Linked DNA regions of Homo sapiens: all the other regions are linked to region 1. A link is a loop called in an ENCODE intact Hi-C map of the cell type or tissue named here. Cell type or tissue: PC-3. All regions are shown on one strand. Each heading gives the region's core, and the rest is flanking DNA. Links, peaks and the distances in the headings are about the cores only.

Region 1 (10,458 bases), core at 909-8,908:
GCCCACTTCAGTGCCTCTTCCCTTGATATAATGTTAGAACCAGGTAACGTGATCGCTTACCTGATTTTTGTATCTTATGAAGATGCTTTCTTGTGGGGATAGTTGTTAAATTTGGTATTACTGCATGGGAAGAATTGCTGGATTGTTCTATTTGGCCATCTTGCTTCCCCCAAATTTCCCAATTTTAAGTGCCTATAACAAAAACAGCAAAGTAATAATAACTTGAGAGAAAAAAAAATCAATGTCTAAACTGAACAGATTCTGTCTATAGGCCAGATTTGGTCCAGTGTAAGCAGGAACTCTAGTCAAATTATCTGGGTTCCAATTTTTGCTCCAGGATGTACTAGATATGTAACCTCACATGAGTTAGTTCTGTTCCTCAGTCCTTAACATATAAAGTGAAACAAATAGCACCAACCTCCTACAATGTTTATGAGATGAAATGAGTTTCTAATATATTTCCATGTTTCTAAGACACCACTGAATATAAGATGCATCGTTTTTTTATGTGCCCCTAAGAACGAAAAGATGGCTGCTAATTAACCTATGACACAATGCTTTCTTATCACTCGGAATTGTTGTTTTATAATTATTTAAACAGCTCTTTCAGAGTTATTTTCACAGTAATTTTTATCATATGTCACTCATGGGCATATATGTGTGTCTGTGTGTGTGTGTGTGTGTGTGTGTGTAAGAAATACTAAGTGAAATAATTTGGTTTGTATTCTTAAAACCTCCCCACATTATTAGCCTGACATGAATTAGTTTTCCATTGTGATTTAAACACAGTATTATTGTTGGTGCTATTAGCAGCACTGGTGATGTAGCAGTTAAAAGAGTGCTCCCCATTGTCTCCTGGAATTTTTTCTAAGTCACTGAAACCATAACAAGAGTTTTCATGTTGGCACTTTCTTGATCTTACTAGAAGATGTCAATGGAGAATTTTCAAACAGAAAGACTTGTGTTGTTTCTTTAAATGGTCCTTAAGTTAAAGATTGTTGACTAAACATTCAAAGGATTTCAATTGTTCAGCCACTCACCAAGAATAACAACAAAAAATGTTTGTGCATATACAAACATCAACAGCTACATAATCACTGCTGTTTTTCTGAGAATGACTGTCAAAATTTTATTAATTAGAAGATATTTTTGATTTTCCTAGTTGATAAAATGTAAAAAAGTTTATTTGAAAAGCTTTAAAGAAATATCAAAATGTTTGATAAATAAAAATAAATTTTTATAGAGAAAAAGGCTAGTCTTTTTACTTAAGTCTCAGCTCCATCATATATTATCTATATGGCCTTCTTTAAGGCATTGACCTTTTTATCTGTAAAACAAACATAATTTGACTTGCAATCATTGTATGTGACTGTGTACATGGGTGAATGGATGGTCATGTGTACAGCATCTTGTGTATGTCAATTCAGCTATCTGAGTCTGAGGTTTGAAAGAACCAAAATTGGGGAAAGAAAGGAACATCAAAAGATTCATGAATTAGATCCGTTTGGAAAAGGCAGACCAAATTTAAAAATTTCATCAAAGAAGAAAATACAGATACGTAATATTGGTTTTGGCCAATAAATGTAACCTGTTGAGAACAGAGGAGAAAAGTTGATGAGGAAAGAGAGAAAATAGCTCAAAGAGAGAAGCATATGCCTGCATTGGACATTCTGGTTGGGTGATCTCAGAAAGCTTGCGTCAAGGTCCATTTGTCTGACCTGGGATGTGTGGTCACACAAGTCCAGGAACAGTCATTGTTTGTGACGCTGAAGACTCAGGGGCCTCCTTTTTCCATTAAACTGGATTCCAAAGTCCCTCCTGTCAGAAAAAAAAAAAAAAAGAAACACTGCTTCAGCTTTTTTGGTTCTTATTTACAAATTGGCCTGTTGGTCTCTTCTTATCCTAAGCTCCTGAAAGTATCTGGACTTAGAAAATGAGGTCAGTGCCAGAGAAAAGTAAGGCAGAGGGAGCAAGCTACCTCCCTCCTGCCCCACATCCAAGGATCACAAATGATTCAGAGAGCTGAATAAGGCATTGTATATTTCATTTACAATGATTGTACAACAGCTGTATAATCGATGTTGTTGAAGTTATGAATGTTGCTCAGAGTGTAGCATAAATGTCCACAGTGAGCTGCAAATGTGAATAAGAATGGCCCTGCCTGCATAGTAATTGGTATTATTACTGGAATGAATGGGAAAGCCACATATGGATGAATGGGTGGGGCTACAAAAGGGTATAGCCTGAGAGACAAATGGTAGCTTTTCTTTTCTCTTATCCATGCCTGTTATTTCAAATAACCATCCACAGTGGGTGGAGGAAAAGGGATAGAAAGTAGGAATATAGTGGAGAAAGCGTGAAGCTGCTTATCTACTACTTTATATCATGCCCCTTCCTGTCTGCCAGTGCCCACACTTATTAATTATAATAGAGTATATCACACATCCCCTCCTGGAAAAAACAAAATCTGTCTGTTACAAAGGGTAGAAGGATAGACTCAGGTGAAGGGTGTGGGGGTGGGGGGAGACATAGGGAAGAGAAACACTTCAGGTTAATTGGAGCTGAGAATATAAAATACTCGTCTTAAAGTGTGTGCTTCAGTTATGAGAAGGAAAGTGTCGAGATCATAATGTTTTCTGTGCAAGATTCAACACAGCATGGGTGTTTTAAAACAAGCAGCAATCATTTCTCATGGAGAAATTATAAGCAGCAGCTCCAGGCTCAGGACAAGCGCATGGGAGAGCCGTTCTTTTCATTTCTCTAGAAAGGCACAAGGAGAAACACGGTAGTTAGCAGATGAGTCCCTTGAACCAAATGGCAGAGTTACTGACGAAGAGAATTATATAGTTCAATTTACTTATTGCTTTATTCATTCAGAAAGAAATGACACTGAATTCTCCTGGAATTTTACATATTAGGAGGGAAGAAATTTTGGTTTTAAAAATCAAACTGTCTGGCTTCTGCAGAGGTTGCAAAGCAAATTGGTCAACTTCATAATCAGGAAATAACAGAAAATTGTTAAATGATTTATTTGGCAAAGCTGGCTATGTTATTTCTTTTAGAGAAGAGACCTTTTCAGCCTGATACAAAAACAGCCTTTGCCCTGATAGACACAGTTTTTGTTTGCTTGCTGTCATCCTGGGTGCACCTATGTGGCATCTGAATCACTATTAGGTCTCTGTTTAAAGATTCATTTTTTTACCAGAAATAATTTCTCTAGAGTAATAAACAATGCACTGCATAACACCACTTTAAAAATTCTTAGAAATAACTGCAAGGAAATTAGTTACAATTATTCACATAGTTCCTCAAAATGGTAGCACATAAGAAGAAAGAGGGGTCCCTCTCACCCGTTTTTTGAAGACCATCTTTGTTTACTTCATTCCCAAGTATTAAGAGATTGCATGATCCATTTGCATAGGATAACTAACATATACCACATCATTTGCACGTCTGCAAGTACACGTGAGTAACCGTAATTACACGTGACACCAATTACTCTATTACTTTGTATTAAATTATAATGGAAAATTCCACTAGAGAATTGAAGCCTAATTGCATCTTAATTTGCATAATTTTGCATATTAATTACATCTCAGATGAATAATAAATTTCAGCAGATTTTTAATTTATGCATAGACACAAAAACAAGTGGAGAAATAATTTAGAAAAAAATACCAGCAACTATTACTTAGGGCATTCAACTAATTTTGCTTAGTTTAGCAAAACAAAACTTGGTTTGTTTAATATAGCATCTTTAGACTGATTGCTGTTTATTGCACAATATGTCAGTCTTGAAATATAGGTGCAGGCATGATTTTTCTTAATAAAAAAAGTGTTCAATTGTAGCATTTTAAGTTCAGTTTTTTATAGTTTGATAAAACTGTATTGGAGATAATATTGTTTCATTGGAAATATCTTTAGTTGTGATACACTTTGATTGAGACTTAATTTCTGTTGCAGTTATTTTAAATGCAGGGGATTATAAAAATAGAATATAAAAATATCTTTGTGAAGGAGATCACTAATAAAATATATCAAGTGTTTTCTTTCTTGAATTTACTATGAAGTCACTCAAGATTGTTTTAGTGATTTTTGCATGAATGATTCAGAGTGAGAAATTCCATGTGTTTCATTTTGTAGCATATAACAATTTAGAGGAATGGCTTTCAAAGATTACTACTATTTTCTGACTGTTTTCTTTGTTTCTCATTGCTTGCATGGTAAACAGTAACATTTGTTCTTAATTGCTAGAGACCTGGGTTTTAAATTTAGTCACCTTTACTTTGGATTTATTAAATAAACAGAAGGTATATTTCTCAGAGTTAATTAATGCATTTTAGTTACATAGCTGTATCTAGGTTGACAGTCGTTAAAAAAAAAAGAAAAAAAACACCAACTTAGTGTTCCTCAAATGACAATATGTAACTGAAAATTCACTCAGTGTTCCTCAAATGACAATATGTAACTGAAAATTCATTTCGTCCACTTCTTGCCTAAACCCAATCCATATTGCTTTATACCTGCTGCCACTGTTAAAGGATGGGCGGAAACCTTTAGCTCTGCCTCCACTAAGTCTAATACTATGATCATTTGCCAAATTATACAAAAAGAGAGGATGACACGTCCTAATAAATCAGGAAACTGTCAGGATTAATAATCTCAGCCGTCATCTGTTTTCCTATAAAAGCCCTACTGGCATCAAATATTTTCCAGTTTGTTTTGCAGTTCTGTTGGTGCAGAAACTGGACCTGTGCCAGCCTGGTGCCGTGCAACCTCAAAGAAGCCATTCTATATGTCTTTTATCGCATTAGTCTGAATTTCACAATTGTGCTGGTTCACAACGCAGTGAGCAAGAAGTCTTTACAACATATGTTCCCCTTCTCCGGTTACCAATCATTGTTACAATTTGCTATTTGATAGGCAACACTTTGAGCTTAAAGGCTTAGATTTGTCTTTGTTTCCTAATGTTTCAATATTTTCTGTTTGCATCAAAAAAGTTTGCCTCATTCTTAGGCAAGCTAGAACCAATGGAAAAATAAAAACTCACCAGTGCTTTCTTTATTACATGAATTTCTATTAGGTGTTTGACTCTGGTCTTTGGTTTCTGTTGCCAGGTTACAGCCCTAGGAACATCTTTGATTATTTGTATGTTTAAAAGCAGAAATAGTTTAGCTATCTAAAAGAACCGAATCGATGATTGCATGTGTTTTTTCACTTTTTTTGTTCAACCCTTTTGACCAGGTTCTTATATTAAAGAGAGATTTGAGCTGGATGAATGCCTCAAACCAACCCAGTCCTTCCAACATTTAAACAATGGTTCCCTCTTGTGGCTATGCTTCAATAGTGCGATTTAGGAAAGGAGGAAAGTAAAAATCTCGTGACTATAAAACAGATTTTGACAAGCATACTGTAGTAATCTACTTGCACCTTGTATTTAGAGGCATTCCCAGAACTCTCAAGTCTTTCTGATTTATTTTCAGTAAGGTGTAAGTTTTGGTGTTTGGGGTGAAAGAATAGCAAAGCATCCTGATGCTTATTTCCTGGTGGTATCAGAAAAATACTCTCCTATAGGGGATAGAGTCCACATTTTGGGACATTTTTGAATATGTTGAAGTGTATGTTGGAAAAAAGGCAGTTTAGGCTGTCTCTGTAGCTTTAGAAATAAATGTATAACTTCACTATTAAAAATATAAATGATTTCCTAAAGGAACATCCTAAGTGTACAATTAAATCTAGATTATGCTTGTCCTTTCAGATTTTATCCTCAAAGATCATCTGAGAGGGGGTAAAAATCTTACAATTAACCAGCTCCTCTAAGATGATCTTTCCAAGCATCTTTGATATATGCTTTTAGAAATTTATTTTGAGTCAGATTTCCCCAGGGGCCACCATCTTACACTCTCCGAATTACTGTAAATAAAGAGCATTCTTCTGACACCGCAACTGTAAACAGCCCACAAATACTTTCTGTCTGTGTTAAGCTATGTTCAGAACAGCAACAGACATGTCCCTTAAGTAGATTTTTTTTTTCTTAAGACTGTGTTTAATGTAAAAGTAAAGTGTCGTTAGTAACAGAGACAAGAATCTGCACCAAGGTCATATGACTGTATCTACAAAAGATTGCAACCATCCACGCAAGTCGGATGCGATGTGTTTCAGTACACTTCAAAATTCTGAGTAATAAAAATGCCAACTTTCAATTTTACTTTAAGGATCCTTTTGAAAGAATGAAAGCATTCGTACTTGTCAAGCCATTTTCAAGCCACAATATTTCTCATTCACCACAGAGTTTATTTATTTGGAAGTTTAACATGGAAAATGAGGTTCGGGATGGAAACGGACATGATTTCTGTGTGTCGAAGGAGGGTGATAGAGAGCTAGTCGTCAAGAAGCAAGAGTATGGCGATAATATAATTACCGACAACATATCACTTAGTCTTCTGATTCCAAATGAACTCCTTCCGTTCCCTCCCTCATTTAGCACAGGCTCAGGCACCAAGTTACAAGTCTCTTCACTTCATTGCCAGGGCAGCTCCGCATGTTTTGCTCATGAGCCTCCATTTTGTTTAGAAGTGCACACCTTTCTATTGTTAATAAAAACACAGGCAGTTAATTTTTCACTATTCACCTGCAAGATGAGTCACATCAAAAGCTCTCATAAGAGAGGAAGGTTATGTATTAAGGAAATAGGACTAGCATCAACTTAAGTTTCAGCAGATTCCAAAATTAAGAATGATTTTTCCCCCCTTAAAATAGTGAGCTTAAAAAGCAAAGTTATTTCCCATTTTGGTTCTCTGATGCCACTTTCTACCACGACTGGGCTTGGGAGGCACCTTTGCACATGCATTTCCTTTTGTCAGATTCAACCCAGGTCTGCTCTGAAGCTTCCTGTGGATTTAATGCGGAATCCACTATAATTATTTCCCTTGGACTTTTTCCCTTTCTTTTGTTCATTAAAAATGTATAAGACTAGGCTGGGGGTAGTGGCTCACGCCTGTAATCCCAGCACTTTGAGAGGCCTAGGCAGGCGGATCACCTGAGGTCTGGAGTTCGAGACCAGCTTGGACAACATGGTGACACCCCGTCTCTACCGAAAGAAAGGATACAAAAATTAGCCAGGCGTGGTGATGCGCACGTGCTGAGGCATGAGAATCGCTTGAACCTGGGAGGCGGAGGTTGCAGTGAGCCAAGATCATACCACTGCACTTCAGCTCTATCTCAAAAAAAAAAAAAAAAAGACATGATTAAATGAAACAATGACCAGGAGATGTTCCTCCACAAATGTGTAGTGATTGATTACCCTCTTGTGGGTATTAAAAATGTCCATCAACTCGTTTTTTTATATGATCTGTACCATCAAACTGTTAATTGCTCCTTGCATTTGCTCACTTTTTGTCTCTGCTTCTGTCTCTCTCCCTCTCTGTTTGTCTGTTTCTCTCTTTCTTGATGAGATTATCAATGTAATTCACTTGCACAGGAAAAATAAAACCTAAAAAGCCAATTGGCTCCTTACCTTCCTCCTTCATTCTCTTAGGAAATCACAGAGGCACTTGGAAGTTAGCAAAACAAAGAAGGAAATAGGGGAACTGTAACACAGAGGAAACCAGAATTTAATGATCCAGTAAAATGTCAACCAAATATTCAGGCTTTGAGACTGACACTTATTTGCCAGCTTTTTATTAATATTTTGCCAAAAAAAGGTGAAAGAAATCCTGAGGATTACCTTATATTCTGACCATTGTTTAATAAAGAGACTTTAGCAAAAAAAGAACAGGTAGAACATAATCTCAGAAAGAAAAAAAAAAGACATCCTTTTCCATTAGCTATATTTAGTTTTTAAAAATCATCACATTTATCTCATTTTTCTTCTTTTTCTTCTTTATGCTTTTATCAATTAGATCAGCTAAACTTCAATATACAGTAGTGCTAGTCTATAGACCAAAATCTGGAATGCACAAGCTCACTATTTGTTGTTCTTTAGAGTCCTGGTCAAATTTACCTCTTTCAAGAGATTCTTCTTGATTTCCCATGTAAAAATGAACAGTTGTTTCATCTAAGCTCCTATTCATTATTTTATTTTCATCTGTTTTATTTTGAATTTTATTGATACTACACTTACCTCCATCTCCAGATTGTAAACTCCATGAGGTCAGGAATTCTTACTACTTATTCATTTTTTAAGGAGCACTCCATAAATGCCAGTTGACCAAATGAACCCAAATCTGACAGAAAAATATATGATTTATGCACGAGCTGGTTTTTCCTTCCACGGAGCAATAACTCCTGGTAGGCACATAGAAGGGGGGTTAGGAATGTTAGGAAGGGAAATTGATCATCATGCTGGCAATGGCACAGTGCCTAAAAGGAAGATGTAAATTCTCCAAATTGTTCTCTCTATTTACATATGTGTATTTATATATATGTGTGTATGTGTGTATGTGTGTGTGTGTGTATTGAGGGTTTAACTTCCAATCCCCAGATATGTACACACATATGTAAATATGCACACACACATTACACATATATACATCAAGTTACTGGAACTTTGCTCTAATTAAGAACACAACCTGAAGTTTCAATATGGAGAGGAAAATATGTATTTTTTATTGGCCTTGCTCTTGGTTAACCACTTTTATTTTTCAGATTCTCTTTGCTAAACCTGATTCCTGGTGTGCTATGATACAAAGATCTGTGGCTGTCATGGGGTTGCAGATTTTAGCATTAGAAAGGTGTTAGGAATTTATCTGTCTCAGCTTTCCAAATGTATGGAACAGGAAATTGAGACCTAGGAAGACAAAACATCTAGGTCTTCTGACTTGCCAGCCAGTGCTTTTCCCACTCAAACTATTAAATTGACAGAAGGGAAAATCATGTGGCAATTTGTGCTTTTAAAACAGAGAATTTTTAGAGGCAATCTAATTATTTTTATATTACATTAAGAAAGGAAGAAAGGGAAGAAGAGCGAGGCACCAAAATCAAGAAGGTAAGCTCTTTGGAAAACCTGGTTTTCATCAGCTGGTCATAACCTCTGGAGCAAAGACTGGGCCCAGAGGAATATTCCGGACTGATCTACTCTTGGCAGAAACTGCTTTTTGGGTGAGTAAGCCGCCCACTAGCCTTTTTTTTCTCCCATCATCTAGATAAAAATGAGTGTTTAAAAACTGTGCTAAAATTTTCAAAAACACCTTAAAAAGATTCCATTACTTAAAGTGATTTGGATAATTGTGTTCAATGGTAGCCATTATTTAAAAATATAATTAGTTGCTGAACTCAGAGAAGGAGGGAAATTTCTGCAGGTGTTTCTCATTATTTGCTATGCATACAAAATATCTGCATAAATTACCATTATTATTCCAATGTATACTAAGAGACAATAAAGCATTAGCAAGCAAAGAAGAATGTTGTTGACCCACAGACTGTGAGAGAGAGGCCTGGATGCACAGTAATAGTGTGTTGGCCTTCAGTGCTGTTGCTGCACATGTGCAACCGCATTCAGAATTAAAAGAAACAATTTTGCACCTGTAACAATGTTACATATGGAATGTAACTCCATCAGAAAGATATTTAAAATAGGGAAGGGGGCAGGGAGAAACAACAAAACAACTGGAAAAAAATAAGGCTATAATTGTTTCAAAAGGTTGACACACACTTAAACTAGGTATCTTGGATTTCTTTGAGTTTAAAGCCCTAGTAGAACAGACAACTGAATGTTTTTAAGTATGTGGTGCATTTGCTGTTTTTCTTTCATTATTGTTAGGGTTTGATGGCAATGTTATTGTCAGTATGGTCCAACAGAACTCTCTACAATGATGGAAATATTCCATAGCTGCACAATCCAGCAGTAGCCATTAGCCACATGTGGCTATTGAGCCCCTGAAATGTAACTGGTGCAACTAAGTAATTGATTTTTTACAGTTTAATGTTAATTAATTTAAATATAAATAACCACATCTGGTGGCTAATATAATGGACAGCATAGGGAAGTTAATTGCATTGAGTTGTCCTTGTCAATAAAAATGGTAACTAATATCTTTTGAGTACTTACTACATACCAGGCACCGGGCTAAATATTATCTCATTTAATTAACACCACAACTGTATGAAGTAGGTACTTTTATGCTTGAGAAGACTGAGGTCCGTAGAAATTAAGGTATTTGTCTTGATGTCACCAGACCAGCATATGAAGGGGTCAAGATATAATCTAGGCAGTCTAACTCCAGATTTCTCCCTATGAACTCTTGTTAAGGTGGCATCAAGAAGCAACACACTGTTGAATTTACTCTACTAATCCACAATAAATCAACTTCTGTCAGTCTCTAATATGAAATCAAATGATAAATGAATATGTGTCACATTGGAAGTAAAGATTATCCAGTGATCAATCCAACTCTTACCATTGACAAGAGGGAGGCCCAAAGCAGATGAGTTCAAATGTGTTAGTGCTTAGTAAGCTTA
Region 2 (10,458 bases), core at 1,071-9,070, 100 kb before region 1:
TTAGGACAAAGAATACGCAATTGACTCTTAAATAACCTGAGGTTAGACTGCATGGATTCACTTTTATGCAGACTTTTAAAAATAAATATATTGGAAAATTTTTTGGAGACTTGTGACAATTTTCAGGAAAACCTTATAGCCTAGAAATATCAAAAAAATTAAGAAAAAGTTAGGTAAGTCATGAATGTATAAAATATATGTAGATACTAGTCTATTTTATCATTTACCTTCATAAAATATATACAAATCCATTATAAAAAGTTAAAATGTATCAAAACATAAACATACAAACAGATCTTACATGGTGTCATTAGAAATCAAGAGAAGTGTAAACAACAGCAAAGATGAGTATTAAGTCACAACTGCATAAAATTAACTGTAGTACATAGTGTACTACTATAAACATTTTGTAGCCATCTCCTGTTGCTATTGTGGTGAATTCAGTGTTGCAAGTATCCAACCACCGATGCTAGTTATCTCAATGTGAGCAGTTCCTCTCTCCAGTAAGTTGTGTGTAGCAATAAGTGATCTCCCCCGTTCTCCTGTATTTTTCATCATGTTTAGTGCAATACTTTAACCCTTTAATAACACTATGGGACCCACATGAAGTGCAACTAATGATGCTTGAAGTTCTCCCAAGAAGCAGAGAAAAGTCATGACATTATAAGAAAAAGTTGAGTTGCTTGATATGCACCATAGACTGAGGTCTGCAGTTGAGGTTGCTTGTCATTTCAAACAGATGATATAAATTTACAGTATTGATAAATACAGTACAGTACTGTAAATGTATTTTCTTTTCCTTTTGATTTTCTTAATAACATTTTTTTCTCTTCCTTACTTTATTGTAAGAGTACAATACATAATACGTGTAACATACAAAATATGTATTAATCAACAGTTTATGTTATTGATAAAGCTTCTCATCAACAGTAGGCTATTACTAGTTAAGTTTGGGGGGAATTAAAAGTTATACATAGATTTTCAGCTGTGGGAGGAGTGGGTGCCCCTAACCCCTGTGCTGTTCAGGGTTCAAGTATATATCCACAAAGAGTACGAAAGCAAAAGAGGAAACTAGTTCTGTGGGGAAATGAAAGAAATGATTAAACTGAGCATAAAGATCAATACAGTTCTAATGAAGGAGCAAATTTAGCTAAGCTGTCTAGCATCTGTGCATAAAGAAAATATGATGGTTGGTCTATCCTCTATATTAACTGAAAAAAGAAGGCATATTAATTCTTCAGGGGAAATATAGGTTTTCCTGGCTAAGTTCTAATAAATGTATGGAATGTAACACAAGTCAGAGAGGTACATGATAAATAATGTCCTGACAATCGCTCTATAGGGAAAGCAGACAACTCTTTCTTGTGATTACTGTGGTAGAAGCTGAGGATTTAGCATTAAATTAGTATGAAGGAACAAAGAGCACATACTCTGATTTCAAATAATTTTCCCTTGGTTTAAGTTCATCTGCATATAGAATTTAGAAAAATTTCAAAAGTGTTGTGTAACACACACTTTTATTTATACTATTTTTACAGCAAATGGTACATGTTTATGTAAAAAAATAAAAATAAAATTAAATTGCATTCCTACTGATATGTCCCCATACCACCATTTAAATTTGTTATGTATCCATTCCTTCAGATTGTCTTCAATGTTTTTCTCAACCCCTTACACATATATAAACATTGAGCTTTATTTTTATAAATATCATACTATACAAATATTCTTTAATTTGCATTATTCCTGCAACATATTATTTCTCTCTTACATTCTAATTTCCAATGGCATTATTTTTTCTGGCAAAGCTTTTGATAGAATCTAGAGGGGAAAAGGTAAAGATAAACTATTTTGACAAGTGGATAAAAACATGGGCTTTAGAATCTGACCTTCTGGCAGTTATGGCTTCCAGGATCAATAATTGTGTAATCTTGAACAAATAAGTGTATCAAATTAAGACTCAATTTCCTCATCTGTGAAATGGGAGTGATAGTAGTACATAACCTCTCTACAGTATATTCAATAAGATTAAATAAAATACATGCAAAGTATAAAAACAGCACCTGCACAGAGAAAGAGCTCATTTTAAGGCCTTTCAATGCTGACCTTCTAGATTATTGACTGAGGGGAGCATTATGCTTTAGAAACCTAACTAGTTGATGGTAGGTATGATGTTCTATTGAGAAACTTGAGAAGGGCACTCCACCCCCACACAGGTTCCTCAAATAAAGCTCCATTTTATCCTGAAGGGAGACTTGGATTTTCTCCAGAATCTTTATAAAAATTTTGCAAAAAGACTCATCACCCTAAACCACCAAATATGGCACCAATAGTTCTGAAGTGAACAATTTTCAGAGATACTCAGCCCCAGTCTGCCACAAAGTGCAAATGCAGTGGGGGTCGTCCTCTCACTGGCCTCAGAGGACCTCTGGCCCAGCCCAGGTGGCTCAGAAGGGCCAGTGGGCACTGGGCCTGAGAAGACCCCCACCTGCTCACCCAACGGCAGCTCCTGCCAGCTCAGCTGGGCTGGGCCTGGGGTCCCTGGGTCACCACATGGCCCCCTCCCACAGGGCCTTAGAGGCCACTTCTGCATCTCTGGCACTTTCTGTTGGAGCAACACGGGTCCCTCCATCGGGGGATGGATGCGGCCGCCAGTGTATTCCCTTCCCTGAGAGTGGGGCCTCCCCAAGAGCTGACTCTGCACCTCCTCCTTAGCCCTCATGGGGCCCCAAGACATCTGAGAGTGTTGGGTGTAAGTGCGAAATAAAGAAATCCTCCCAGAAAAAAAAAATTATCGGCCTCAGAAAAGGAAATCTCAAAATGGCCCCATGGGGTTACTAGTCACAGTTGGTTAAGATTTTATACAGAGATGATCTCATTTGACCCCTATGAAGACTCTGTAAGGTGAAAATTATTTTGTAACGAATTTTAGCACCTCCCATGCCCTTTATGTGCAGTTTGACTTATTGAAGTTTTTGGACTCTAAGGACATGGAAGTAATAAGACATCCAATGGACTGTCAGGACTCTGAGCTCATTTGAGTCCTGCTATGCTCAATCTGGGAAGCTCATACTGGTGTACAATGCAGCAGTTTACAAAGCAATCCCAATGGGGTTGTGTACTAGCTGCTTGTTTGTTTGCAAGTGCAATTCCAGATGTTGATTTTTCATCTAGTCATCCCTTGCTAGTTTGGTGTCGTGTTGCCTTAGAGACGGTTTTCTCTATGTGTTATCTCTTGACAATTGATGTCAACCAGAGTCTTGCTTATCATCATGTGGAGATAGAAGACAGAACCAACAAGCAGTTGGACATTTTCTTAGCTCGTCCTGCTTGGAATTTCCTTCTCCAGAAGCTTCCTCAGGCCGTGTTTTAACTCATGGTAAAATATAGCTCATGTCGATTTAAAAAAAGAAAGCTCAGACATCCAGAGTAGAAAGAGTATCCGATAACCTTTTCCTCCTTACTTTCTTCCTTTTATCCTTCTCCCTCTCCTCCTCTCTTCACTTACCCTCCTCTCTTCAGTCCATTCCATTCCATTCTAGTTTAATCTAGTCTAGTCTAGTCTAGTCTAGTCTAGTCTAGTCTATCCTCCCTTACTCCTCCCTTTCCCATCTGCCCCCTCCATCTCTCTCCATCTTACACATTAGTACACACACACACTTAACTTTTCCTCAGAAATCTCAGCGCAAACTCGTTGGAAATGCTTAAGGCTAAATCAAAAGTGAATAAATGTTTCCTTTACCAGGAACTTTAACTTTTTCTTTGAAGTTTAATTTAGTTCCTGAATGTTAAAGATGATATATTTGATATCTGTAAATCTGTCTGTACTCGTCTGTGCATGTGAATATATATACATGAGCAAAAATGAAAAAAAGAAAATAAAATCCCCCCAACTTCTGCTTTGACTGCAAGATTAGAGGTTCTAACTTCTTGATTATTCCTTAACAAGAACATTTTAGAGAAATCAGTATCTTTTGTCCTCATTCCATATAGATTACTGCAGTTTGCAGACAGCCCTTTTTGCATATTATGTAAATAGAAAGTTACATTAACAACACTGTAGGTAATGTAGGAACATTTTTTTAAATTTCTCTTTTTTTCTTATAGAAAGAGCTTCTGATTAAGAGCTGTGAATGCTGTTCATATTTAATTCCTTGCTGACTCCCGAAGTACTGTCTGGGATGCCTCAAATACTTTTTGTAAAACCATTAGTATTTGGCACTACCCATCCCAAAAAGATCACAAGTTAGCCCAATGGACAATGTAGAATTTTGAATATATCCTGCTCTGAGTTACCTAGGTGAGAGTTAAAGTGTGTGTGCTGGCAGGTGGGTTATCAAAATAAAATCTAACATCCATAGGTAGCATTTTTATGTAAGTGTTGGGAATATGAGAGGTGGTGGGAGGAAGCAGAATCTCAGAGCACTTCAGAGCTGGATAAATAAGCTCTAACTTCAACAGAGAACAGGAGGGAGTGGGAGAGGGAAAGAGAGCCTCGATGCTCTTTACAGGGTGTGTCAAGTTATACAGACACAAATAGAGTCAGCGTTTTGGTGATGCATGCTATGAATTTTGAAAAATATTAGAATAATGAAATGCTGCTTGGTAGCTGATTACAACATATGATAGGTTCACAAAGAGATGCATAAACCTATGCTAAAATTTATTCCAAGGACAACACAACAGTAGTTAAAAAAAATCTTCACTTTAGAGTGACCTTAATTGTTACTGGAAACAAAATATTCAGCCTTCAAAGTACATTGGTGGCCCTGGCCCCTGACTCAACAGAAACTCTAGAGACAATGTCCTGCCCCACCACTGACTTTCTCAGGTCCCCAAAATCTACAGAAGTGAGTAATCTACCAGCTTTCCTACAAATACGACTTCCACCTTAACACAGAGAAGAAAATTGCTCTGTTGAATTCAGAAGAAGTATCTGATTATAGTTCATAAAGCTACAAAAAATTATATGGTTTCATCAGTTTATGAGACTGTCTCACCTTAAGAAGTCAGTAAAATTTCTCTCCTTGAGAAAATAGAGTTTATAATGTTTCTATACAATCAGTGTTGAATGGATTCCTCCATGCTCGTTTTGGAAATGTTTGTTGTGATAACCTGTGACACAATTTACTTATTGTTGTGGCAGTAGGAGTTTAATGTGATTGAAAGCCATCAAAAGGCATAGCATCTGAACGTCAAACATGACTTGTATCTGTAATTCCCGACGGCGATTTGGATGCCTGTTGATTCTTTTCCTCATTCACAGTGATTTTTTCCCCCTTTCCACTAAGTGGCACTGTGTTATTTGCATTTTTCTGTTCAGGTCAAAATATCCAAACATTTGGAATGGTGGCATGAAAACCAGTTTAAAGCTTTGTTGTAAATTTCTACTAAATAGATTGGGATAGGAAAAAAGCAGCAATTAAATTTTTAAATTTTTATAAGAAAAAATCTTCTATGAAGCTTTCTCTTTTCTGTATTTAACTCTTTCCCACTTTTTCTTTCCAAATTCATTAGCCTCCAAATAAGCACACCATATTATATATGTCGAAGGAAGTTTTATTTAGACTTATAAGGGCTGATCTATTCCCATACTGTTTAAATTAATGTTCAAAAAAGAATTCAAACCACATTCTAACATTTGGACTATGTAAGAAGGAAACAGATTTTTTGGGGAAAAAAAGATGTTGTTTTAGCTAGGCAGAATGGGCTGTAGGAACATAGACACGTGCAGACTGAATTTCTAAATGTGTGTATTATCTGATAAGATCTGTGCTGCTCATGTGTCAATTCAGAAAGTAAATGAGTACACGAGCAGATTTTTTTCTTTCCTCTTTTTTTTCTCTCTATCCCTTCCTTTTTTCCTTCCTTCCTTTTTATTTTATTTTATTTTTTCACTTTTTCCATTCTCCTCCTTCCTTTCTTCTAATAGTATAGGATTTACTTTTATCTCAGCCACCTGCAGCCTAAGGCTTGGAAACATTCTGGTTCTTCACTAACTGGTGACATTTCAGACCAAATTAGCCCCAGAAATGCAAGGTGACTTTAATAATAAACTAGAGCTTTGAAATAGAATAGCCTGGATTTGCATCAGGTGTAACATTTTGAGAATTCAGTTCTGATTACCCTCTCCAAATACAACACACCATTGACAGGCAGAATGCTCTGTCAGGTTGGCATCTATACAACCAGCCTACATTTAAAAAATCATGAACAAAAACAAAGTTACTGACTTTGTATGTGAGTGACCACCTTTAGTTTTCATTAGAACAGATTTTTCCAGTTTCTCAAGTGCAGCAAAAACACTGCCAGATAAAGAAGCACAGATACAACCTTAGAAAGAACTGTGAGGCCAGAATTCTGCGCATGTATGTGACTCTGTGTGTGTGTGTGTGTGTGCGTGTGTGTGTGTGTGTGTGTTGTGGAGGGTTCTTTTTGAAACTAATATATTACATTCCAATTAGCCAGCTTTTAGCAGTTACTTTCTTTGGTGTTTTGGCTTCTATTTGTAGCATGTATGGTAATATACTTTTTCTCATAAATGAAGTGTATTTTTTAATTAGAAAAATAAAAGAAATTAGCCAGAAAAATATCAGTCTACCTTTTTTAAAAATACATCACCTTTTAGAGAATAGCACCACTCTGTCTAGAAGATATAATACAAGATATAATAGCATTTTCCTTTAAAACTAGCTAACATTCAAGAACAGATGAATTTGTAGACTTCCTCAGACAAATGGATCGCAGAGAACCTGGAACAGCATTGAAACCAGCACCATGCCATGAGCTAGTGTTACTGGGGAGGGGGAACTGTCCCAATGTCTTCACATGAAGACAAAGGCTAGTGAAGTGGTGGCGAGTTGGCATGCTTTCCTTAGCATATATTAGTCCTTTGGAATAATCTTTAAACCAAAAGAACTGTATCAGGGACATTTTGGTTTATTTACAATAGACTTGTGAAGAGTCGCAAGCCATTATTGGATTCAAATGAACCCAAGTAACCTATTTAGTTTTCTTCAAGTTAACGTCTCCCAAACTTGCTTGGCCTTGCATCCCTTTTAGTTAACCACATGTATTTCACTCCCAATGGACTAGTTCGACAGTCAAGGTAGACTATATTATACTGACGTAATGAAGAGCCTCCCAGATGTCAATAATTTATTTCAATAAAGATTTGTCTGTTTCTTACATCATGATCCATGTTCAGCATGTCCTTAGGGATCAGCAGGAGTGCTGTGTTCACGGACCAAAACTGAAGGAAGAGCCATCATATGAAGCAGGCCAGTTGCTGTGCTAGAGGGAAAACAGAAAGCTCAAGAATATTCCACCCAAACACCAACCTCTAGGTGCTCTGAATCCGAGGTGACTCACAGCACTTCCGATCACAATTAATTGTGCAGAACTAGTCATATGGTTTCATCCACACACAAGAGGACAGGAAATGTAATCCCAACATATGCCCAAAAGGCAGAGATCCCAAAATAATTTGAGAACAGTACTAATGACTACCATACATAGTAGTTTTCAGAATATATTTTAAGACTTCCTGGACAACTTATTATGTCTCTTACATGCTCCAAATCTCATTGTTGTGCATTTTTCCGAGATCAAGTAGAGTTTTACCCGAGAGAAAGAGGAGATATGGCAATCCAACACACTGAAAATACTCCAATTACATGTGAAAAATACCTTTTTACATTTGAGCTTCATAAAAACCCTATTATATGTGTTGGGCAAAGATTATGATAAGCAATTTTTTTCATGAGAAATTGAAAGGTGAGTGAAATTACCCTTCTGAGTTGATATAGTATTCAAATGGTTTTTGTAAATCGGAAGGAAACACTGGGAGATGGGAAATGTTAACAGGTTCAAACCCTGAGACAGTTGAGCTAGCAAGAAGTATCACTGCAGTTCAGTGTTATTCTGAATTCAACCAGATTTATCCAGGACTGGTACCAGGGTTGGAGAGATTATTGAACAAAAATATAGTGAGAAATAAAGCTCACTAACAAAAATGTTAAAAAAAAAAAACAAAAAAACAAAGTTTTGGTGAGGTGCCAAGAGGTGACAACTTGCTTCATAAATATCTTGAGAGCTTCTGGCCACTCAAAGCAATGAACACTGAATCATTAAAGAAAAAATTCATGCAGTGACATCAAAAAGAAGATTTTAACTTGCCATTTCAGCCTCAACAAGGACAGTTAAAAGTCAAATAAAAAATAAATTCTGCATTTTTAATGTGCTGTTGGACTCCTATTGAGGAAGATAAATTCTGATTTATTGTTGTCTGCCTCAGAAAGAAGATGGCAGCACAGAATGACATTTTATAGCTTTGTTTTGGTTTGATAGTGTAGGTGGGGGTACCAGGCTGTGGGAGAGGGTATGCCATGACAGACACTAGCAAGCCACAAGCCACATCTCATTACCCATTTCACGTCCTGCCTCACCTCCATCTCCCCCAACCCCTAAATCTACCATAATTAGTCTTGTGATGCTTACTTTGCACCAGCCACACGCCTGAGGCATTATCTCCTATCTGTGGTATTATGTGCTGCAATCCCACAGCTAAATGTGGTAACCCAAATTTCACAGAGACGCTGTAGCAGGCTTGCTGAGATAACCCATCTTCGTATGTGGAGTGCCAGGTCACACGGAGCCTGTAGGCTTGGAGTGCTATGGATGCTTTGTGTAGCTTCTTCCTACGCACCCTATAGCTTACCCATCCTTCCAGAGATCACAGGAACCCTAAATAGCAAATATGGCATCCTAACTAGAACACCACCTGTTTTGTGCAAGTGTACATGGGCTTCTGCCACCCGGCTGCTTCTCTCTCCCTCGCTCTCTCTCTCTCTCTCTCTTTTGGTGGAGAAGAGGCAAAGTTTAGGGTCCATCTCTGTTGTCTGCTGACTAAATATACATAAAACTGGTAGATATGGGCTCATTGTCTATCCTCAGGCCAACAGTACCTGTGCCACCTACACAAACACAGTGACCTACATATATCTCTCACATATGTTCCTTTGAACATTTTACATATGCTTGCAGGTGCTGGGATCCTGGGCAATAAAGATCATTGTTTGACAAGCCTCTTTGTTCCACATTTCAGAATATCTGTGGCTTTTTGTTGTCAAAAGAGATATATTCTTTTGTCTCTCTCTCTCTCTCCCCCTCTCTCTCTCTCTCTCTCCCTCTCCCTCTCCCTCTCTCTCTCTGGTGTGGGATTGCTTAGAAGCATGCAGGTTTTGACATATGCTTTTACCCGAAAATGTATCTGCTCCTGCTGCTTTATTGGACCCCCTAATTACCTGTAAAAAAATAATAATAAATTGGGCAGGTGTTTGCTCTTCCAGTTGATTAATTGACAATGATTTCACTACAATTGACGGCAGAAAGCTAGGAAGCTGTGGGTTGGGGTTCATCAGCTTGAGAGGACAATTTACAAAAAGCTAAAATTGCCTGAAAACTGTATGTTTTTCATTTCAGGCTTGGAAATGTCTTAGTCCCAGTATTGAGCCCTGTCACATATATAATTCTCTGTTTTATATACATGAAACTCTGGAGCTGATAAAATGAGCTTAGAAATTTTTTTTTCCCTAAGTGAAAAAGATCACCCAGATCAGTCACTATTATGTGTTGAAAGAAGTGCATTACAGCAGGAAGAGTGAAGTCTGATGTAAACTTGCCCATGCTTTTTCACTATGTCATTGGTGTTTTGCTTTTCAATTTACCAGTATCAGCAGCAGTAGCAGCCAGCCTCAGATGGTCTCTGAGGACCATACTTCCTAGAATATTAGCATAGTGAGGTTGGGGGGATTCCATATTAATTTTTTTATAGCTTCAAAGAAAAGCACACGATATTTTCATACTGGTGAGTGAATAAAAATGCACTAAAAAATAAAGAGATCTAAATTTCAGAAACAGACAAAACCAAGCACGCTCATATTTGATCAATACTAAAACTTTCCAGGTCTTTCAGGGATCCTAGTAACATACAGAATACATGAAATATTGAGATTTTATTATTTTAATTAAGAGTCCTGGGCATAAAGCATAATTTCAGATTACCAGGTTTTTAGGATAGGAATAGATTGGCTAACAGAATTTTCCATGAAAAAGAAAGTGGTGAACTATGTAAAATAAGTTAGATTCAAGGTTTGGCTGGAGTTCAGGCCATATTTTTATGTTGATCCTTAGAACTCATTCATTCACTCTATTTTTATTTTACAGCTGAGCTTGTAAGCATGAATAATGTAGATACACAAATAGCATAGAAAGTGACTGTAGCCAGGAGGTAGTGAGAGAGAGAAAAGAGTCCATATTTCCTGAAAACAACTCCAAATAGGAAAGACATTTTCATGCTTTTTAGAAGACAATAACAAATGAAGGCAGTAATGCTTATCAATGCAATGCATCCATCGAAATATTTTTTTTCTAAACATAGCTATTAGAAGCCAACTT
Region 3 (10,458 bases), core at 1,415-9,414, 560 kb before region 1:
GATATGCACATTAGGTTGAAGTGCCAAGCTCAATTAAAAAAAAAAAAAACACAAACAAAAAACCTTGATGATACTGGTAAAACAAAATATCCAGTATTCAGAAATAACCTCAGCATGCAATGGCATTAACATTGTAATTAACTTCAAAAAAATTAACAGATAATTATTTTCAGTTATATATTAGACATCAATTTTCCCATCATTTATAGTAAAGTGATTAGACAATATCAAAGTCATTTTTAAAGTATAGTTTTAATTAGAATTGATAAGAACAGGTAAGTAGAATTATTTTATGAACTTTGATGGTATTTGAAGTATTGAGCTTATGAAACTAAGGGGATCATATTTAGGAAAACCAGAGAGAATAATTACCATTTTTCCTAGCTGTCTAGTAATTTGATATAGCTTGTTTTTGTTGTAAATTCTTACACTGGAGCTATTTAAATCTGGATTTGTTGAAAGCCAGTTTGTATTAGCATGGCTTTTCTGTAAATATTTTTTCTTCTGTTTAACCATAGCCTACTTCTTACCATATAATCAAGAAAAGGGGGGCAGCAATGTTAATCTGGAAGTTTAAAAGCAACCTTAAGAATGCCAATTGAAGAACTATAAAGTTTGAGAAAAATTAATGGCTATTTATCTTTGTACTCCAGAGTGGCACACTGAGAACTAAAGGTTTACCGTTGATAGAGGTCCCATCTGTTTTTGGTTATGAGGTTCATTAACAATAAATGTGCCTTTTTAAACCACTTTTTAGCAAGATTACTCTTTTCCATTATATTAAACTGCAGTCTAAAGCCAAAATTAGAAAGAGATGATTATTAACTTATTCAAAACACTCTTTATAACGTTTCATGTGGATAACACAGAGCTTTTTCTGAAATTGGTTGCCTCATCCTAGAGCAGAAGATGAATTTTAAAACATATGATTTGAAAAGAAAAATCTTTAGCCCTTGGGGCAATTTAAGAGGAAAAAAAGGGAGGGGGTGTAGACAACAGCATCAAAGTTAATGCTATAAAACATATTAAGTAATCATGAGGCTTAACAACACTAGAAACTGTACAGCAAATGAAAGTGATACATTATAATTTAATGTATTGACAATCTAAAGTATCATATAGGTCATGAAAAACTGTCCTTTGAATACCCACCTATAAGCATCTATTAAACACTAAGTCGTGGTGTAAAAAGCTTTACATTACAAACCAAAATTAAATGCGCATAAAACACCCAATTTACTCATTTTAACTCTATGCCCGGGCTAAAGTTCACCAAACCTCAGTTTGGGATTGAAAAGAGCAACCTCCAACAGGCCTGCTTGGATGACAGCAGCAGGAACTAACTATGGTCTCAACAGATGCCAGGCTGAAGAGTTTCTTTTGAGTTACACGTTACAACCCATTTTAGTGCAATGTCTGGTTGCCACACAGAAAGCAAGCTACTTTCTGAAAATCCCATTTATCTGCCCATAAACTAAGACCATATATGATAATTACTGAATAAAACAGTGAACTCAGTAACAACAATTATTTCCTTTAAAAGGAAAGAAAATCTCGAAATTCTAGTTTTTTAGGAACCGATTTTTTGCAAAGCGAGATCCTTTTCAATGAGTTTCTAGCTGGATCGCCTCCTTCGCCCCCACACAACCCCATAATCACATTTTAAGATTGTGCCCTTATCCATTCCATATGGCCGGCACGATCCAGGCCAAGCTTTCACTGTGACCTTTTAAAGAGACAAAGAAGCAAAGTACTATCTAGAAACAGAAACACTGCAGTTTTACTGAGTGAAATTAGCAAAACCGACCTGAAACTCACCACTTCAAAACTTGACAGCACATAAATAACAAAAACAAAGGAGATTTCCTTTGCAGCCCGGGTTCTTGAAGAGAAGTTCAAGACTGATGTTTTCTATGTCCTTTTTTTTTTTAATTAAAAAAAAAAAAATAAAAAAGCAGCAGACCTGAAGGCGACTTCCCCTGAAATTGTATTATTTTCCTTTCCCCTACCCCCGCCCCCCTAAGCGGGGGAAGGGCAGAAATAAACGTCTAGAAGAGTAGCCATGAGAAAGGGGTTTAAAAAAAAAATCACAATTCGAAAACCAACATATAGGGGTTTGTAAAATGTCTAACCTCAGAGAACAGGGTTTGCGATGGGGAGGAGGGGAGAGTGGGAAGCAGGGAGGAGGAAGAAGATAAAATTGATCTGACAAGTGATTCGTTGGGGGGAAATCGTAAAAACAAAGCAAAACCCGTTATGAGCTGTACACTGTGATGGTGCTGGGGAAACGACGTGGTGACTGAGGATTCTCTTAAAAAAAAAAAAATCACTGCGGACAAGGTCTCCAAAAAGGAAAAAAGGTCTCTTCGCGTCTCTCCCTCCCTCCTGCTCACTCGGGTTCTTCGGTGTGAGGACAGAAAGTCTACTTCTGGCTGTCACTTGCAATATTATTCTTCAATAACCCCGAATAACGCGCATTGGGAAGGCCACCTCGCCTCCCTTCCAATCACCCCCACCCCCCTCGCCAACAATCGCGACTAATATTAACAAACCTTAAACTTTTCCCCACAGCCTCGCACCCCCAACGAGGGCATCTAGCGGGGGACAGCGAGGGTGGGGGGCAGGGGGTCGCGAGAAAAGCCCCGGAAAGGCACTAAAATGCCACTTTTGATTCTGCCCTCGCTGACAACAGCCGCAAGGACCCTCTCCCTGCCCATTGACGCGGGGCTGTGAGCGTCTGGGGTCCCAGCAAGTGAGGAGAGAAGAGGTTCGGGGGGAGGGGGAGGAGGAGGAAGATCAGAAGGCACCCCCAGCCACCTCCACCGCCTAGGCAGCGACAAACTCCCCGCCCCCTCCCCCCAAAAAGTCGCCAAGCTCTCACTCGTCCAGAGTCCGAGGTAAACAACGAGCACCACAATGGCACTAGGACTTTGGGGGAAAAGAAACCCAGAAACCCCGACAAAACTGATCAGGAGTTTCCCGAAATGAAAGAGGGGGGCGGGCAGCGTCCTCTAGAGTCGCCCTGGCTTTCGGCTGGGCCCCCGGGCAGGATAGAGGGCGGCCGCGGCTGTTGTTGTTGTGACGAGGCCGGGTGTTGCTGGGTGGCACAGGGAGAGGTGTGTGTGTGTTTGTGTGTGTGCGTGAGTGTGAGCGCGAGTCCCCGGACGGGGCTGCTTCTCTCGCTCTCTCCCTCGCTAGCTCTACCCCTCGCTGCCGTCTCTGCCCCCATTAAATTATTAGTTGACTCATCCCGGCCGCTGTCGCTGCCGCCGCCGTGCCCCGCTCGGCTCCGCGCGTCCGCCCGGGCTGCAGCCCTCTCCGCCGCTGCTCCTGCTGCTGCTGCCGCCGCCGCCGCCGCTGCCGCTGTGGGTGCCTCTTCTTCCTCCTCCTCATTTTAATACAAAATCACCCCGCTCGCAGCCCCAGCCCCGAGCACGCAGCCTCCTCCCGGCCGCCCGCCGCCGCCCGGAGCCTTCCCCAGCGGGGCCGGCTCATCCGCCGCGTCCGGGGAACGGGAGCGAGCGAGAAAGTGGCGGCGGCGGCGGCGGCGGCGGAGGAGGAGGAGGGGGGAGGAGAGGAGGAAGGGGGTGCGGAGCCGAGGAGGAAGGCGGCGTGGGGGGGCAGGGTGCACGGAGCGGGCGGAAAAGGGATGGGGATTAAAACCCGGGCTGGAGGGCCGGGATTGGGGGAGGGGGCGGGGGCGGCGAGTTAAAAAGCCGAAAGACAAGTAACTAGTGAATGAGTGAGGGAATGGGGGGAGCGCACGATTTCCGGCCCCGGGCGCGCAAGAATTTGTAATGAGCTTGATTAGAGTGAGGCGGCCCGACATTTATTACACACAATACCCAGAATAACAGGGCGCTGTGCGAGGGCTAGCGCCGGCCGCCGCCAGACGCGCCAGGGAGGGCGCAGAGGGGAGGAGGAGAGGGGGCTTCCCTGGCAGCGTCCGCCGGAGCGGGGAGGGGAGCGCGCGGCGCGCGGGCGGCAGGGGCAGGTGTGTGAGTGGGAGGGAGGAGGGGCAGGACGGGCAGGACGGGCACGGGGGGCGGGGGGAAGGAAAATGACGGGGAGGAGGGGGCGAGGGCCAGGGGAGAAAACTAACCAACCACCCACACGCCACAAAAGCCACAAAAAGGAGTACGCCTGGAGCGTCGCAGAGGGACAGGCGAGGTGGGGGGACAGGGAGACGCACCGGCCCCGTGGGAGAAGGGCGCGGGTACGCAGGTGACAGGCGCTGAGGAATGAGGTAGGGAGCCATCAGGAAGTGGCTGGAGGGGTACAGACGGAAGGCAGTTCTCTCCGGGGAAGCGCGGAGGGTGCAGAAACGTGTACAGCAATAAAGGCCAGGAGCCTCGAAACGCTCGGAATGTTTATCCTCTAAGGAGGGTGGTCCTTAAACTATGAGGAGCCAACATTAGAAAGAACTGAGTAAGAGCGTTCTGTACTAGTCAGACGTTGGTTCAAATCGCCCTCACTTCTGAGCCATAGAATACTTTGGAAGAAGAAATACGTGGCCGAGTTAAACAAAATTTGGGTCACTTGAAAGAGACCTGACTTGTTATTATAAAGGAAAAGATGCCATCATTCTTCAAATAATTTACGCTAGGCAAAAGAGGAAAGTTTGGGTTGGTAAATACATCTGTTGTAGCAATAAACACTTCTGCTGTAATCTAGGGTAGGTTACCCAGTTAGATAAATGGTCATTACCACATAAGTATGATCCTATTATTTAGACAATCTATTAAATATAGTTCATGTAAAAATAAAGAATATTACAATGTAACCCAAAATAGAAATGCCTCATTTATCGCTTAGGTTTTAGTTCTACCATTTTAGCACCCTGAAGGCAGTTAATCATTAACAAAAAACAAGAATTATTTTTCAGAATTTGCTGGTAGGGAAAAGAGAAAAATCAGTCAGATAAACATTTTGTTACACATAAAAAAGCAACAAGTTAGCACAAGTACTGAGATAAAAGGGAAATTTGCAAATTAAGCTCTGTAAAGCCACCAATACACTCTTAGGCACACTGTTTACATTACAAATCTAAAGAAAAGCCAAAAGGTAAAGCAGAAAAGTGTAGGAAATGATGGCCTCCTAGGGGAGAGTAAGTTTAGGAGAAACAAAATGAAAATATATCACTCTAATAGCACCCACGTTTCACCCACAAACCAGAAAGGTTAGCCAAATCTGGGAAGGCAACCGTGAATCTTGGCACACAAACCCAAGCCTTGAGCAAAAGAATGAACATGTGATAAACAGAAAACACAGCATCAAAAATAGGAAAAGAAATTTAAGGCAAATTTTTAGTAAAAAGCCCAAATGATAGTAAATTTTTAAAAGTTAAAATGTGGGGAAATCTGAAGGAAGATATGTTAGCTAAAGTATAAGAAATAGAAATATGGTAGGTTAAATTTGAAATTTCCAATATGGATACTTTAATAGTTGCTTCAAACTAGTAATGCCTGACATGTTTCCCTGAAACCTGCCTTGTTTTCAGTAGGGACTGTGCACTCTAGTGCCTTGTTGTACAAATTTACAAACAATAGCAACATTTAAAAATAAAGAAAAATTATAGTGGTCCACACACACACAAATGTAATTTAGCCAGGCAATGTCACCTCAAGCTGAATGTTTTTTATAAAAGAAAAGAAAGCTGTTGGGCAAAATAAAATTTAAACTAAGAGAAAACACCACTAAACAAAGATCACGGGAAATATCAATATTAAGATAGACTGAAATAAAATATTGTAAACATGCTTATTACATCATTTTACAGAAATAAATAAGACAAAATGCCATCTGAATGTTTTACCCTCCTAATGACCTGGTGAATGCTAATATAATATGGGAATTAATACAGCAATCCTTAAATTTGAATAGCACCTTTTATCTGAGTCACAAATCTATTCAAAAACACAAAACATGAAAGTATGTAATAAGGACTGACATGGCCTTGGAAAATGATAAACAGAATAAATGAGCATAAAGGCATCTAAGAATGACTATATTATAATGAATAACAATATAGCACAATAAACTTTCCCTCAAGCACATTTTTTATTCCAGAACTATAAGAAATGACATAAGTAAAATGGCACATAGAGGTTAATGTACTAGTGGTATACATCACTGATGAAATTAATTACTATATATTAACTACCCTTTAGAATATTTCATTATAAGCCACTGAGTATTGGCCAGTGTAAAGCCAGATAAAAATAAATAACAAAAAAAGAAAGAAATTTGTCTTAGTCTGTTTTCTGTTCCTTATAACAGAATACCTGAAATTGGGTAATTTATAAAGAAAAGGAATTTATTTCTTACACTGTGGAGGCTGAGAAATTCCAGGTGGAGGGGCCTCATCTGGTGAGGGCCTTCTTCCTAGTGGGAGTTCTCTGCAGAGTCCTGTGGTGGCACTGGATATTACATGGCAAGGGGCTTGAGTATGCTAGCTCAGGGCTCTCTTCCTTTTCTTACAAAGCCAACAGTCCCACTCCCATGATAACCCATTAATCCATTAACCCATTAATCCACGAATGGATTAATCCATTCACAAGAGCAAAGCCCACATGATCCAAACACCTCTTAAAGGCCCCACCTCTCAGTATTGCCACATTGGGGATTAAATTTCAACATGAGTTTTGGAGAGGACAAGTATTCAAATAATAGCAATAATTAAGAAAATACCACCTTCCTAGGCATATGTGAACATAAACTATCACGGCAGGAGGAAAAAACTTCAATACAGGGATCTTATATTAAGCAATAATGATGCATGCAAGTATTGAAGAAAGTTAAACTTTATAAGTCTGGCCATCAAAATAGAAAACCTCAGGAACATAAAATATTGCAATTCAAATACATGAACTATTTAACATGTGGATGCACATTTAAAACAGAGTGCATCAATTTTCTATCACATGAGAAGGCATTATCCTGGCTACACACAAAATTTTTAAAAACTTAATGAAAGGACTACTGCATGTTTCAGATGGCAATGTATTAAGATAAATATGCAGGCAGATATCCGAACGCATTAAAACACATTCAGAGTTCTGAATAGCACATACATTTGTAATAAACAGAGAAAGCATTTAGAATTCGAGTGCTTTTAAGATATAGCAACTCCGCCAGTGACTGTGTTAGCAAAGCAATGCTTACCACCATAACACTTTCTAAGGACATGTTTTTTTTTCTTTTTTCATCTTTTTAAATTCAAATACAGTTGGCTATCTCTACACTCTTAAAGCAGCACAATTTATGTAGCATATTGCTCTTTTTGTCGTGTCAACTCTTTGTTTTTTGGCTTTAGCTGCAGGTGGTGTTTTCCATATATGAATTTCTGGGAATATGGTTCTCTGTTGGCCATATAAGGATGTGTGTCTGAGCCATATGTTTTGCTGTCATGTGTCTCATTTTGTCTGTCTGGGATGTCAGGACCGATTTCTGCATCGTTTCCTGAATGGACCAAATACCAATTTGAAAGAGCAGGGAGGAAGAAGCTGGGGCTGCAGCCCAAACAACTTTGTCAAAATATATATTGGAGAAGAAATGCAATATCCTGTAAACATTGCACGCTTCTTCTCACATATTATCTGTGACCGACATCATTACAACTGCATACAGTTTGGGAAACAATCTACTTGTTCAAGTTCAGAAGTTTGCAGTATTTGTATGCACAGAGCTTAATCAGATTAAGATCCTACGTCTTAAACAGATCCCACTTCTTTGGAGGTCATGGCATGGCACATGCTAGCTGCCCTACTCTGAGAGCTGTGCCTCCTGCAGCCAACCTGACCCAGCCTTGAACTTGGGGAAAGGAAGCTGCCTCATGCTTTTCTTGTCTAGTTAATAATTAGAACTCTGATTAAACTCTCTGACTAATTATGCAAGAAGTTCTGGCCCCCATTATATACCCTCACAGAATCTTGTATTTCTCCTTTGAAACAGTCATCACAGTCTTAATTAATTAACAATTTGGGTAATTACTGGCTTAATACATGTCTCCCTTACTAGACTGTAAGCCCTATGAGAGCAGAGACTGGGTGTCTTGCTCACTGCCATATTACTAGGAATTTATACAGTGTCCTTGTAATATTTATATTATAAATGAATAAATGGGAACAAAAGCTCACAGTGTCACTTGCAACCAATTTCCACTACAAATTGCATTGACAGTTTTTTAAAGTGATTGTAGGAAGAGGGAACATTGAAGAAGGTGGCTATATCATTTAAATTTGAATTAATTTAAATGAAATTTATGATTTAATTCCTCATTCACATTTCAGGTGCTCAATAGCCCCATGTGACTAATACTCTAATAGCGGACAGTGTAGATTACAGAACACTTCCTCACTGCAGAAAGTTCCATTGGACAGTGCTTACCCTAGAGAACTCCTTTAAAAGACAACTAAGGGAATCCAAGACCTGGCCAGGAGGAGTCTTAGAGGTGCTAAATGGCTTTCAGACATTCCAATGACATCTGAGTCAAGATAATTTTCCATTTTAGAATTAGCCTGTAGATCTGTAAAGTTGCAGGAAATGATACCTGTATACTGCTAAATACAAATTTAAGAACTTTCTAGACATGTCTGTACTTGAAAGGGTTCTGTAATACATTTTAAGTAATGTGTTTACTCCAAAAGCTGCTTTCCGTGAACATTTAAGTATCTCATAGGTGAAGTTAAAAATCACAGTCATTCCCACCCTTACCCCTGTACCTATATTATATAAGCATAGCTACCCTTAGAAATGCCTCTCTGGAAGCATTAATGTAGATACCTACTCGAACTGGGAGGGCATCCAGATAACAAATAATGATGCACTGCAGAGAATAATGGCAAAAAGCTTCAAAATGTTGCAGGCGAGTTAAAGGAGTGATGATAATGAACTCTAAATATAGGGTTTAAGGATTTTTTGGTTTTGTTTTCTTCCCCTAAGAAGTTGAGTTTCAGTTTTAGCTAGAATGATAGCGATCAAAAGTTATTTCCCTAATTACTTGGCATAGATGTAAATACAGAGTGGTAATTCATGATACAGTTTTAATAGACAAAGGTCATTATAGTTGAGGGGGAAAAAACCCAATGTTTATGTTTGTTTTGGGAGATCTGGAGAGGGAAAACGAGCAGCCATTGCAGCTGGCTTCTGGAAACCGACAGGATATCTGGGCCTTTTACTCAGAAACAATACTGTTTCATTGGGAACTTCATTGGAAAAAAATCTTTTAGCTACCTTTCCTTCCATGGATGTCAGTATGGATCACTTATTTGACAGGGCACGGTGGTAATAATTCCACCAAAATTGGTACCTTTATCTGGACCCAGATCCAAAATCGAGTAAGAAGAAGGAAGGATTCTTGAAATTGCCCTAGAGTCCACAAAGATGCCTCATTTTTTTCCTGTAGCTCGTGGAGTGCCCTTCATGTCCCTTCTCACTTGAGGACCTCCTTTCTGCTATCTTCTTTAACGTGCAGCTTGATTTCCCCTTGTCAGTCCGAAGCCTTCTCCAGTTGTTAGTTATTTCCTTCTCCATGCTCCATCACACTGCCTGAATGCAATGTGACATTTCATATCTATCTATATGTCTGCCTCTCCAAACTGCAAGACTCTAAGCATCTTGAAGGTTTACTCATGTATATATTTCTGCATTCCCTTTGACAGTCTTAGGACGTAAAACCAGGTACTGAGATCACAATCCAGATGTCCAGGCTGAACCCCACTGCAATTAAATCAGAATGGCTGAGGATGAGGAGAAGACATTCAGTTTTTTAAAGCTCTCAAGGTGATTCTCATATACAGCCAGGTTTGGCATCTACCAGGTTAGGTGATGTTTTAGAGACAGAGAATCAAATACTCAGGACATCTCTGAGGTGGTTTTTAACTCACTCCTGGAGTCACTTGGAAAAGCTAACCTGTTGTATGAACCAGCAGTAGACCAAAATTTGAGAAATGTATATGTGGGCAAGCTACTTGTTTCAAATTTCTAAAAAGGCAATAAAAGTGGGGGCAGGAAGCTACTGGATCATTGATTTGGCAAATAAATACATGCTATTTGAGGAACCATAATAAACTAGCATTTGGGCACTTGTTTGAGATTTACTGGGGTGCCAGAAATCCTGTGCAGGTATGTTATTTATCATGATAGACATTAAGTGACTAACCACAAAATTATACATGGAAGTACAGTTCTCAAACCAGTCTATTATTTACTGGAGCCAGAACCATCCAAGTTTCCTCTAATTCTTTTTTCAATATAACATGATTTTTCTCTCAGACAACTGTTCAACCTTGAGTGGGCTTCTCTTTGAAGGGCTGAAAACTGTTCAACTTATTTCCAGACTGTCACTGCACTTGAACAGAACCAAAGTATTTAGACTGTCCATGTCAAGGAGCCAACTGCAAAGCATCCTAGACCTAGTTGCTGTGCCTTTAATATTCTCAGAAAGCTCGAGGTAAA

The links. Hi-C counts contacts between places; a loop is a spot of excess contacts. Peaks named below come from ENCODE experiments on the same cell type or tissue, not always from the same donor. Only the 100,000 strongest peaks of a DNase experiment are listed, where the experiment ranks them.
Region 2: it touches region 1 in a loop (10-fold over the local background); 7 of 110 quality-filtered maps call a loop at or near these places.
Region 3: a loop joins it to region 1, with 9 times the contacts of the local background. A loop is called at or near these places in 6 of 110 quality-filtered maps.

The regions. Positions count from the first base shown.
Region 1 is chr3:18,983,490-18,993,947 of GRCh38, forward strand. The region is part of intron 1 of LOC107986066 (a long non-coding RNA gene); the gene reads left to right. LOC105376978 (a long non-coding RNA gene) reads right to left here and starts at 6,503. Exons shown (of 4, transcript XR_001740610.2): 1 at 6,422-6,503; 2 at 1,719-1,818; 3 at 61-192. In PC-3, for the core only: CTCF peaks have their summits at 5,322 (motif pointing left) and 5,524; DNase peaks (open chromatin) are centred at 4,702 and 5,322; H3K4me3 peaks cover 982 bases; H3K27ac peaks cover 336 bases.
Region 2 is chr3:18,883,280-18,893,737 of GRCh38, forward strand. No RefSeq gene overlaps it. Among named protein-coding and RNA genes, the nearest start is that of KCNH8, 260 kb to the right of the region's middle. In PC-3, for the core only: a CTCF peak has its summit at 5,281; no DNase peak of the experiment used is centred there; H3K27me3 peaks cover 852 bases.
Region 3 is chr3:18,421,809-18,432,266 of GRCh38, forward strand. It overlaps SATB1 (SATB homeobox 1), which reads right to left and starts at 3,531. Exons shown (of 11, transcript NM_002971.6): 1 at 1,819-3,531. In PC-3, for the core only: no CTCF peak of the experiment used is centred there; a DNase peak (open chromatin) is centred at 1,733; H3K4me3 peaks cover 3,373 bases.